3 separate regions of the Mus musculus genome follow, and all the other regions are linked to region 3. A link is a contact called in ENCODE Hi-C or POLR2A ChIA-PET data. All regions are on one chromosome and are shown on one strand. Each heading gives the region's core, a stretch centred on a gene start or an enhancer-like site at or near the end of the contact. The rest is flanking DNA. Distances are from core to core; before and after follow the strand shown. Region 1 holds the start of Pias4 (protein inhibitor of activated STAT 4). Region 2 holds the start of Thop1 (thimet oligopeptidase 1). Region 3 holds the start of Map2k2 (mitogen-activated protein kinase kinase 2).

The links. A loop is a pair of places that touch in the nucleus more often than their neighbours do. ChIA-PET counts read pairs that join two places held with the same protein, here RNA polymerase II (POLR2A).
Region 1: a loop to region 3 is called in a map of heart, with 3 times the contacts of the local background. The contact joins the promoter of Pias4 here to the promoter of Map2k2 in region 3. A Hi-C loop is called at or near these places in 5 of 37 maps with a recorded cell type or tissue (T-helper 2 cell, heart, mouse trophoblast stem cell and 1 more). POLR2A ChIA-PET finds 5 or more read pairs at or near these places in 4 of 5 experiments (Patski and embryonic stem cell).
Region 2: a loop to region 3 is called in a map of adrenal gland, with 1.8 times the contacts of the local background. The contact joins the promoter of Thop1 here to the promoter of Map2k2 in region 3. A Hi-C loop is called at or near these places in 2 of 37 maps with a recorded cell type or tissue (adrenal gland and v-Abl transformed pro-B cells). POLR2A ChIA-PET finds 5 or more read pairs at or near these places in 4 of 5 experiments (Patski and embryonic stem cell).

Annotation. Positions count from the first base shown.
Region 1 is chr10:81,165,791-81,169,559 of GRCm38, forward strand. Pias4 (protein inhibitor of activated STAT 4) reads right to left here and starts at 1,930. Exons shown (of 11, transcript NM_021501.4): 1 at 1,895-1,930. The coding sequence starts at 1,921.
Region 2 is chr10:81,068,073-81,072,059 of GRCm38, forward strand. Thop1 (thimet oligopeptidase 1) reads left to right here and starts at 2,011. Exons shown (of 13, transcript NM_022653.4): 1 at 2,011-2,206. The coding sequence starts at 2,191.
Region 3 is chr10:81,104,164-81,108,339 of GRCm38, forward strand. Map2k2 (mitogen-activated protein kinase kinase 2) reads left to right here and starts at 1,752. Exons shown (of 11, transcript NM_001347144.1): 1 at 1,752-2,075. The coding sequence starts at 1,984. It overlaps Mir5615-1 (microRNA 5615-1), which reads right to left and starts at 510; the gene lies at 451-510. Mir5615-2 (microRNA 5615-2) reads left to right here and starts at 453; the gene lies at 453-512.

The DNA.
Region 1 (3,769 bases), core at 680-3,179, 62 kb after region 3:
TCAAAGAAGAGTCAAGTTCACCTAACTAAGGTGGAGGTGGAGGTCTAGGGGGCAGAGAGTCAAGTAGAGGTCATCAGCTTTTATTTAAAGAATCTAGACCGCAAAGAAGCAATCGCAGCCCTTCTCACTGAGGGGGGATGAAGGTACAGAGTCTTTGGCCTCACCCCAATGTTCTAGGATGGTACAAGGGGGACTTCAAGGAGTAAAACTGTGTTCCAGCCGGGCGTGGTGGCCCACACCTTTAATCCTAGCACTTGGGAGGCAGAGGCAGGCGATTTTCTGAATTCAAGGCCAGCCTGGTCTACAGAGTGAGTTCCAGGACAGCCAGGGCTACACAGAGAAACTCTTTCTCAAAAAAACCAAATAAAAAACAAAAAAAACTCCTGCGTTCCAGATCATAGTTTACATATCTCCATCTCAAAGTTCTGTTTCCCAAGAGAAAACCACTATGTAAATGGTGTAGATTTGGGGTGAGTAAATGGTGAGAAAGAGGGGTACACTTTTTTTTTTTTTTTTTTTTTGGTTTTTCAGGACAGGGCTTCTCTGTGTAGCCCTGGCTGTCCTGGAACTCACTCTGTAGATCAGGCTGGCCTTAAACTCAGAAATCCGCCTGCCTCTGCCTCCCGAGCACTGGGATTAAAGGCGTACGCCACCACGCCCAGCTGCACTTTTTTTTTTAAATGATTTTTTGAAACAGGATTTCTCTGTGGAGCCCTGGCTGTCCAGGAACTCACTTTGTAGACCATGTTGGCTTTAAACTCACAGAGATTTGCCTCCCTCTGTCTCCAGACCCCTGGGATTAAAGGTGTGCCACCATGCCTGGTGAGGACGACACCTTTTAATCAGATCCTCTAGAATAACCCTAAGGGTCCCAGTGGGGAGGGAAGGACCATGTCACAAGGCAGGCAGAAAAACGGGGGGGGGGGGGGCAAGTCTGAATCTTATGGGTGGGAAGATGCTTGAGGGGGACTGAGGAACTCCAATAACTCTGGAGGGACAAGTGTGCTGGAACCTTGACAGGGAGACAGAGCAGAACTGGATGTAGGCTAAGCCAAGCTGTACTTCAAGAGGGTTTAATGGGGACTCAAGTCAGGTCAGAGCCCTGGTACCTTAATGCAGAAATGGGGGAACAAGTCTAAACAATGTTCCCCTGGACTCAGTCAAGGTGTCCTGTGAGGATCAATCTGAGGAACACATAACAAGGAGGTGGTGGGTCCAGTATGCCAGGCAGCAGAGAAACTCTACAAGGCGATTCACAGGTTAGAGATGGGTTAGAGTGAGACAGGATCACTGGAGGCTGAAGTGAAGAGGTACCCCAGAGCTGACAAGTGGGGAGCGGGACTCGAGGGCTGAGTCTCTAAAATGAACTTGGGCACTTATAGTTGGCCTGAGTCTGGAGTCAGAAGGTGTCAGTCTGAGCCCCGAGAATCAGAGGACTTGTGGCAATCCCTGTAGACCTTCCCCATGCAGGCCTGTGGGGGAGGAAAGAGGGGGGGCACCCGGACCTGAGTCCTACTCGTTGCCTTGGAAACCTGATGGCGAAGTCACTTTGCATTCCTTCGGCTTCCCAGACCACAGAAGGACCCCCAGTTATGTCCCAACAGAGCTAACCCAAAGGAGAGGACAGTGCCTGCACCGGGAAAGCTGTGTAGCCACACTGTGGGAACCCCTGCTAGGGTCAGTAGAGAAGTGACAGTAGACGGCGGGGACACCCCAGGAGGGAGCTGGCGACCCCGCCCCCGGTCTCCCCGCCCCCCGCCCGCAGGTTCAGCCCGCGTCCCAGTCGCACCCTCGCCGCCCGCGCCGCCACACCCCGCCCTCCCAGCTCCCTGCGAGGAGCGGTCCGTACTCCGCCACCCGCCTGTCCCGGCCGGAGCCACTCTCGCTCACTCACTTTGGCCTCCACCAGCTCTGCCGCCATCTTGGCCACTAGCGTCCCCCGCGCCGGGAGGCCCCAGCCGTCGCGTCACGTGAGGGCCCTCGACTAAAGGGCGGAGCCTGCGCGAGAGCCAGTAAAAGCGAGTGCTGGCTCCTTCCTCCACGCCCCCGCGTCTGAGAGGCGGGAGGATGCATCACGCGCACGCGCCTACAGGAACCCCGCCCGAGGATCTGACCAATCACAACGGACAATTGCCAAATCCCGCCCCCCACGGTTATTTTTCAAGGCGCTGGCCGCTACCACGCCCACTCTGGGGAGGAGTCTGCTGCTTAAAGAAATAGCAGCACTTCCCGCCGCCTCATTTCTCTTGCTTTAGAGAACCGCTAAATTTTTGTGTTTATTTAGTGTGTACATATGTGAAAGTCACAAAACAGTCTAGGAAATTAGGTTTTCTCCTTCCACTGTGTAGGTAGCAGGGATGAACCAGCTAGTGCCTGAACCATATACCCTTTGCCCTGCTCCCTCTCTTACTGGCCCCACCTTTTCTGTAGAGTACAGGCCGAACCCCCTGCCTCGTTTTCAAATTGGCTTGCGGTGGCAACAGTTGTGGGTTTTTAAAAATTGTTTTTGTTTTTTGAGACAGGTTCACCATGTAGCCCTGGCTCTGTGGAACTCGCTTTGTAGACCAGACTGGCCTCAAACTCACTGAAATCCTCCTGCCCCTGCTTCCGGAGAACTGAGATTAAAGATGAACATAACCAAGCCCTGCGTAGCCTTGCTTCTTTAGGGCACAGAAGCCCCTCTAGCTGCATTTTTCCTTCTTTATTTGTTGGCTCAAGGCTACGCCCACTTTTCTGTGGTCTGTTTTATTTATATACTGGGGGAGACACGCAATTTTTGATCGTCCAAAGACAATCTAAGGGGTTTGTATATTTCCACAATATGGATTCAGGGAATCGAACTCAGGTCATCAGGTTTAGAGACTAACGCGAATAGGTGTGGGTGCGCGCGTTCCAAGCCCCCTAGGTGGACATCAGAGGACAATTTGCTGGAATTGCTTTCTCCTTTAACCAGGTGTCACAAAATGAGTTCTGTGGATCGAACTCCTAATAGACTTCTGGGCGATCACCATTTCAGGGGCCCTCCTTGGCTTTCTAACTACCCACAAGCCCCACCCAACCCCCAAATTTTCGAAGCTTGCACTGGGGCCACGCTCACTTCTAGCCCCGCTCTGGGTTTTTAAGCGAGAACGGCACCGCCCCTTGCTTCCGTTTCATTGGGAGGACTGGACCGCGCCCACGTGGGGAGGGTGGTCTTAAAGGTGTATGTGCTTCCTGCTCTGGTGCATTTTATGGCTCATGTTTACGGTTGCATTTTGATGAAGAGAAGGGTTGGGGATGAACAGAATGCGGCCGGGCAGGTGTCCCTGTTCCCTTCGAGCGGCAGCTGGCAGGTGTAGGGCTCGCATGGCCCTGTAGTGATGGGGTGTGAGCCTAGTCGGCCCTGTGCAGTGCACATCTGGGTCGTCTTGCGTGTGTGTGTGTGTGTGTGTGTGTGTGTGTGTGGTGTGTGTGTGTGTGTGTGTGTGGTGTGTGTGTGTGTGTGTGTGTGTGTGTGTGTGTGGTGGGGTGTGAGCCCAGTTGGCCCGGTGCAGTGCACATCCGGGTCGTCTTTCGTGTGTGTGTGTGTGTGTGTGTGTGTGTGTGTGTGTGGTGTGTGTGTGTGTGTGGTGTGTGTGTGTGTGTGTGTGTGTGGTGGGGTGTGAGCCTAGTTGGCCCGGTGCAGTGCACATCCGGGTCGTCTTTCGTGTGTGTGTGTGTGTGTGTGTGGTGTGTGTGTGTGTGTGTGTGTGTGTGTGGTGGGGTGTGAGCCTAGTTGGCCCGGTGCAGT
Region 2 (3,987 bases), core at 761-3,260, 36 kb before region 3:
AGAAATCTGCCTGCCTCTGCCTCCCAAGTGCTGGGATAAAAGGCATGCGTCACTACTGCCCGGCGTAGGGGGATTATCTTGATTATGTCAGTCAAATGAGCCAGGAAGGCCCTCAGTCTTGACTCTGGAGAGGCCATTTCCTGGGCAGATCCTAGACTGAGTAATTTCGAGCAGATTTCTGGACCTTGGACCAGGAGTGACTATTGCTTCTCCCTACAGGAACTGTACTTTGAGATGCGTGTTAAAATAAATGCTGTCTCTCCACTATCCTATGTTTTAAAAGTTGCTTATGTGCTTGTGTGCATACACTTAAATGTATGTGTGTGCACCATATGTACACAGCACCTGCTGTGGCCAGAAGAGGACATGGGGTCCCCTGGAGGTGTGAGCGGCCCTGTGGTGTGGGGATCTGAAGTCCAGTCTTCTGGACTTGTGCTATTACTGTCGATGTTTCTGCTCAGATGGAAGGGCACACGGAGACACGGAGCTCAGGAACCACGCAGGGAGCCCTCTCAGCAGAGGTGTTGCAGTTCCCAGGGGAGGATATCCCCGGCTGAGCTGAGGAGCTCAGGAGCCTTGTTTCCCCGCACCCCGCTCTCCCACCCCCCACCCTCTCTTCACCTCGCTTCTTCTTGGCTCTTCCGATGAGAAAGTCACACCAAGCAGAAAATCTCATGTAAGAGATTTATTGGTGGGTTCAGGGTGTGGAGAGATGAATCTTCCCTCTTCTCCTGGGAGTAAAACATTAGGGAATTAGACAAAGGGCGGGGCTTACATAGAATTTCTTAGGAGGCAGGGCTTTTCAGGGCAGAGATTTCCAGATTAACGATTGGTGGAATTTCAAGTCCTGAGCTTGAGGAGCTCAGGGATTGGTGGGTTTTCCTGTTCGGGGATTGGTGACTTTTTTCCCCCTCACCCTCTTTACCCTGCATCAGGCCCATGGGTTAGTGTGAAAGTCCTTCCAGGCCACAGCCAACTTTTGCTGAGGCGCCATCTCTGTGAGGCTGCTCAAGGAGGCTGGAGATGAGGTCCTATCACTGTGGGACAGTTCCTGTAGGACAGCTCCTGCAGGGGTGTTCTTGAGGGGCAACCTCTGTTGTGTTGGGAAAGGTGATACACTACTGTAGACAGTTCTTGTGACAGCTCCAGGCTGAGGAGATGTCATGGTGCCAACATTTTAACAGGAGCCGCCAACAGCTCCTAGGAGGCATCTTAACGTGCCACAGGCTGGTGCAGGAAGGAGGGGCCAGCCCTGGCTTTTGCAGTACACCGATTATCAACTACACTTGACCACAGAGCCATCTCTCATGTTTTTTCAGACAAGGTATATAGTCCAGGCTACTCCTGCAGGTTGCAGGTTGGGTCAGTTTTGTTTTACTTGGACTGAAATTGCAGGTATAAGTCAGCACACTCAGCTTACAAAAACAAAACAAACAAGCAAAAACCCGTGGCGGTTCTCACTTGCATTCCCAGAACCCAGGAAGCTGGGGCAGGAGGATTGCTACGAATTTGAGGCCTGTCAGCAAATTCAGACCAGCCTGGGCTACATGAAACTTTGTGTCAAAAAAAGGAAGGAAAGAAGGAAGAGAAGGTTGGAGGGAGGGAGAGAGAGAGAGAGAGAGAGAGAGGGAGGGAAGCCAGGCATGCTGGAGCACTCTGGTCATCTCAGAACTCAGAAGGTGGAGTCATGAGGAACTGGCTGAAGAACAAAAAGAAATGAATTGAACGAACAGACCAAGCACAAACGCACACAGCCTGTATAGAGTGAAATCCTCACAGAAAAGGCAAGGCAGAGAGGGTGTTAGGTTTCCATGGAAACAGCATCCTGGCGTTCCGAGGGTGCGTAAGGCTCCGCCTCACTCACCTATGACAGCCAATTGCGGGCTCCACTGTGTTCAGCGCATGCGCAAAATCGCACCACTGACAGGGCAAGCTCGGGATAATGTGGGCGGAACCGCGATGCACCGGCGCCAGACTGGTTGTTCCTGCGCATGCACACTCGCGTTGACCAGCTGCCTTCGCGCGCACGCGCCTTCCTAGCGTGCTCGGAGCTCGCGGGCGGCGGGCGCCTCAGTCTGAGAGCCACAGCAGAGGAACTGGCTCAGGTGAGGCGAGCTCCGAGGAGATCCGGACCGCACAGGCGTGAGGACCAGAGGAGGGCCGTCGCCGCCTCGCGCGCAGCCGACCGCCATGAAGCCCCCCGCAGGTACCGGTCGCCCCTCGCCCAGGCCCTCCCTTTCTCTCCTCCTTCGGGCAGATGGAACCTTTGGGATTCCCGACCCTGACCCCTTCGTCTGCAAAATGAATGAACTAACTTTCCCATGACTTCAACCTCTTGATAAACTGAATTTTAAAAGAATACTTTTCTCATGCTCCCTGCTATTCTAACTAGGGTAAGATGGACTGCCAACGGGGCGATGAGCAAAACCCACACATGGTGTAAAAGGCTCTAGTTCCTGGAAGGCTGCTGGAGACGGTGGCCTGGGAACCTCGGTGCCAGGACAGTGTGCTATCTAGCATCTAGAGAGGACCTAGTAATACTTCCAACTAGGTTCTTTTGTATTTTTAGGATTTGTTATTTTTAACTATTGTTTGTACGTCTGTGTGTGAGTACCTGCACATGTGTGTAGTATTCATGATGGCTAGAAAAATGTGGCCCATCCTCTGCTCCTGGAGTCAGTTACAGGTGGTTGAGAGCTAGCTGCCTTTCAGGGGTGCTGGGAACCAAACGCAGCAAGCACGCTTGATCACAGAGCTCCCTCTCCAGCCTCTTGAGTCAGCAACACAGGGGCTTAGGCTATGGTCACCCCACTTTGGCAGGGCTGGTTGGGAGACCCATCTTTCTCTTGCCAGGTCTGCTGTGTATGTGTGTGGGGCATCCCATATGGTGGAGCTACCAGGCAGGGATTCCCGTCAGTTGTAGACATGACTGTGACCCAAAAAGATGAAGACTTGTTTGGATTTTTTTTTAAACATTATTTAGTGTGCTTGTGGAGGTCAGAGGACAGCTTGCGGGAATCAGTTCTCTCCTTCCACCTAGTCAGTTGTGGGGATTGAACCTAGATCGTCTGCGTTGGCAGCAATCACCTCCAGCTGCTTAGTCATCTTGGGTCCCCTGGACTTGCTTAATCCAGAGAAGGAAACAGAGCCAGTGCCAGCCTCTCTTCCCAAGTGTGGGAGACCGAGACTAGGAGGATCCCACCTCCAGAAATTGCAAGGGTAGCCTGGACAATCTGGCAAGATCCTATCTTAACCCATGAACAGAGGACTAGGGAAACAGCCCAAAGGGCCCTGTGTGTGACCTTCCTGTATCTGAGAGCGGCCTTGGGGGGGGGGGGTGGCGTCTGGAGCTCACACCCATACATTTTCTCATGCCTGCAGATAATCCCCCCAGTCATGATCAGGATCATGGGAACAGGAATAATTGGAATTACTTGCACCTCAGGAACTTGAGGTGCCCTGAAATGGAGGCAGTAATCCAGATGTTTGCAGAAAGATGCTGCAATCCTAGTTCTCCAGATCTTTGCACTCTGTGTTCTCATGGCTGGCTCTGCCCCTACTTGTAATACAAAGCCCTTCGTTTCGCATGTGCGCGTGTCTGTGTGGGGAGGGGGTATCTTCCTCAGTGGCTGCCCATCCTCCTTATTTTTGCTTTTCTCTGTGTAGCCCTGGCTGTCCTGGAGCTCACTCTGCAGACCAGGCTGGCCTTGAACTCACAGAGATTCTCCTGCCTCTGCCTCCCAGTACTGGGGTTAAAGGTGTGCACCACCATCACCCAACCATGGCTTTTCATTTGAGACAGCATCCCGTGTACCCCAGGTTGGCCTCATACTTAATACGTGTGGCTGTGGGTGACCCTGAACTCTTTCTCCTCCTCCCCGCTCAGTTTCCTAAGTGCTAGGATGGTAGGCAGCCCCACCACGCCTGATTTGTATGCTGTGGTGATGGAATGAGAGCACCATGCATACTAGGCACGTGTGCTGCCCA
Region 3 (4,176 bases), core at 502-3,001:
CCAGACATATCTGAAGTGCAAGCATCCAGTGAGCAGGGCAGGATACTCCTGACAAATGAACGGACAACTGGGATCGGCAAGAGGGTCAGCGGGCAGAGGAGCTTGCACCCAAGCCTGAGGCCCTGAGTTCAATCCTTTCTACAGAGTAGAAAGAGAGGGAAGGCCCCTGCCTAGATCTGCTCCATGTGCAGCTGGTGGACAAGGATTTTCGATTGGGAAACCGCTGTGGTGACATTTATGGTGTTTTGAGGCCCGGACTTCTGTCTGCAATGATGCATGAAGGCAGATGTAAACCAGGTCTCTCCCCAGCTTCTCCTTAGCAGCTGGCCTGGGAACAATCCACAGACTTATAAAACAGTAACTGAGCGGGGCAGGCTCCACTGGGCAGAACACTCACCTGGGTTCCACTACCAGCCGCAGAAAGTGGTCCCTTGTTGGGCTACACCCCAGTCCTTGGTTGTTTTCTGAGACAGAAAATGAGACTCTTTTCTGTCTCAGAAAACAACCAAGGACTGCTCTTCCAGAGGTGTTGAGTTTAATTCCCAGCAACCACATGGTGGCTCGCAACCATCTGTAATGAGATCAGATGACCTCTTCTAGTGTGTGTTTGAAGACAGCTACAGTGTACTCATACATAAATAAGTAAATAAACCTTAAAAAAATAAAATGGTTTGTTCTCACAAAATTGTAACAAAAAAATACATTCTCAAAGTCATTGAACTGAATAAAGGCTGTAGCCAGGTGAAAGCCTGCTTGCCTCCCTGGTGGGTTTCATCTTTACCATCTGAGAGGTAAAAAAACGCGGAGAACTTCCTTGTGAGATGCTGTCACTCAGAACAAACTTCATGGCCACCGTGGGCTGCAGAGCAAGACCCTGCAAGTCTGATTTCCATGTGCCTGCTCAAGAGCCCAGAGCAGGGGTTTTACTATGTATCTGTACACTCTGAATTCCAAGAGTGTGACCCTGGACAAAGAACCAGCCCTGAGTGGTATGTCTACACAATGGAATGCTATTTGGCCAGGAAAAGGACGAGAGCCCTGCCATCCAAACCATTGTGGATGGACCTTGAGGGCAAAGGAAAAACAAGCCAGACATAAGTGACCCTAACCACAAGAAGTGTTCGGATTCACACACTGAAATGGTGACCGTCAGGGATGGGGACCAAGGGAATTTATGTATTACCCATACCCGAGCTTCAATGAAGGGCCGTGAGAAAGGTCTGTAGGGCTATGGGATTGTTGCAGAACAGTAAAACACTAGGGGTTGGGACTGGAGGATTGCAGGGAGTGGAGGTGAAGCCTGGACAACACAGTAACTTCGAGAACAGTGTGGGTGGGGTACTGAGGCTCTGTCTCAAAATAAAAACAAAAACAAACAAGCAACAAAACAAACAGCAGGAAGTAGGGCTCAGTGGGTAGCGCTCTCGCCTATAGGACACGGGGCCGCAGCAAAGCAGGAAGCAGGTAAGGTAGCTCAGGCCTACGGTCCCAGCGGCCAAATCTAGGAAAATATATGAAACTAAACAAGTCTGAGTCGACTGATGCTGGCAGGTCTGTCTCCTCGCGGTCCTGCCGTGTGTAACCCCACCCGCGTTTGAGACGCACACGCAGCCGACCCCGGGAAGCTGATCGTACAGACAGACGACTGCACCGCCGCAAACATTAAACACAGCGTCCGCCTCTGCCCTTCTACAGTAGGCCGGGGAGCCACCTCGCGCATGCGCCTCGGTTGAGGGCGGGACCTCGCAGAAAAAGATCTCGCGAGAGCTCGGCCTGCGAGCTTGTGGCCGCCCCCTGTTCCCCGACCTCCCGGCTGCGCTGCAGCGTCAGCTTCACTCGGCCTCGGCGTCGGTCTGCTCGCCCCGGCGCTCCGGGCTCGTCCGCCTTCCACCTTCTGCCCGGCCTAGGCCGCAGCCCCGGGCCCGCGTCGCGCCGCCCCCTATGGGCCCCGGCTGAGGCGTCGCCGCTGGCCGTGGAGCCCCGATGCTGGCCCGGAGGAAGCCGGTGTTACCGGCACTCACTATCAACCCTACCATCGCCGAGGGCCCGTCCCCCACCAGCGAGGGCGCCTCTGAGTGAGTAGGCGGGGCGTGTGAGGACAGGGGCGGGCCTCGGCGTGAAGGGGGCGTGACCACAAGTGGGGGTGTGGTCTGAAGGGATAGCAGCGCCCGGGAGGACAGGGGCTGGTCCTGAGAATGGTGTGGATGGAGGTGAGAGGGGCGTGGAGTTCGAGGGCTGGAACAAAGCCTGGTTGGGGGTCCGGGCATGGAGGGGGTTGTGGGGGGGGGGGTGGAGGCAGGGCCAGTTGGGTGAGTCACGTGGTGTGTCAGCTTGGCCCGGGGAAAGGGGCGTGGTCTAAGGTGAGTGGCCTGTGAGCTTAGAGGGCCGTGGCCTTTGAGGACTAGAACAAAAGCCTGGTTGGGGTCGGGGCCAGAGCAGTGAGGCTGGTGGTCTTATCAGGTTGGCCAGATGGGAGAGGGGCGTGGCCCAAGGGGAGAGCCCTGAGTCCTGTGAGCGTAGAGGGGCGGGGCCTCGGCCGGAACTTGGCTTTAGAAAAGTTGGTCTGGAGAGTAGCAGTGCCTGAGGCAGGGTAGGGATGGGGACAAGGTGCAGGGATCTGAGAGAATGGCTTTGGGAAAATCTCTGCTGTTGAAGGGGAAACAGGGGGCAAAGGGGGCGGCGTGGGTACAAGAGGGGGGCAGGTCCTGCAGGTGTTGGGACCAAGAAAGGGGAGCTAGAGAGAGGTATGACTTGGAGTAAGGAGAGGGGCCTGAAGAGAGGCAGGGCAATTGGAGACCCAAGAAAGAAGACGTCCTGAAGGTGGCCAGGAGAATCAGGGGAGCAGTGAGGCTTTCCGGGTGTGTGTGTGTGAGGTGTGGTATGGTTAGAGGAACAGAGGCCGTGCGGGGTAGCCTAGCCTAGCGCTTAAGACTGGGTACCAGGTGAGTGGAGCAGTTGAAGGCATGACTTGTCTGAGGAGGCAAGGCTGGCCTTGCAGGGGCAGAGGGAAGGAACCTGTTGGAAGAAGCAAGGGGAGGTGCAGGGGAGAGCCTGGCTTGGGGAGTACATGGTGACCTAGTGGAAAGTGGACAGTGCCCTTGGAGATGGGTGTGGGGGTAACAGACTCACTATGATGGGGTGGGATGAGCGATGCAGTTGGGTACAAAGCCTTCCTGAAAAAGGGTCAAGTAAGGACGATTGATCAAATAAGGTTAGGGATAAGGTTTTTTTGGGAGGAGAAGGGGAAGGCTGGTCTTCCTGAAGGGAAAAGAGGGGTGTCCCAGGTGAGGACAGCCTAAGAATCCTTGAGTGATACCAGACCAGGGAGGCCTCTGTCAGGAAAGACTCGGTGAGACACCCCTTTGTGGGCATATCAGCATGATGGAAGTGCCTCAGTCTGAAGGCAGCTGTTGAGGACCCCAGAGTGCATAAAGATGGCCTGGGGTGTGGTGTTCCAGGAAAGAATGGGGAGAAGGCTTTCCAGTGTGGAACTTATAGTAATGGCATGAGGGGGACCTGAGGCGTTGGGTGAAGTGCCTAAGAGACTGAAGCCCATGATGAAAAATGTCAGAGAAGGGGGTGCTAGGTCTTGGAGGTTGAATCCTGCTAGCCAAAGCTAATGGCTTAAAACACCCACTGGGAGACATGGGAGGGCTTAGGTGCTTCCCAGCAGCTAAGGACAAGATAAAGGGGCAGCCAGAAGGTGCTGAGTGCTTCAAGGGCTACATACAGTACAGCCTGGGGTCCTGTAAGGGCGACTGGTGCATTCTCATGCTAGCAGGCTCATGGGATGTGTGTGCAAGAACTGGGTGTGACAGATGGTCAGGTGGGTGGCTTTTCTGAGGGCCTCCCCTCCCCTTGGATGAAGATGGAGGTGGGAACAGGTTTGTTTGTTTGTTTGTTTGTTTCTGAGACAGGGTTTCTCTGTGTAGCCCTGGCTGTCCTGGAACTCACTCTTTAGACCAGGCTGGCCTCGAACTCAGAAATCTGCCTGCCTCTGCCTCCCAAGTGCTGGAATTACAGGTGTGCGCCACCACTGCCCGGCAGGTTTCTTAGTTATAAAAGCCAAGCCGGTGCTGCTGAGGAAGGATGATCAATTCAAGCCACACTAGGTCACAGTGTGCATTCAGGGGTGGTCTGGGTAGCTTTTAGACCCTGTCACAAAGGATAGACCCC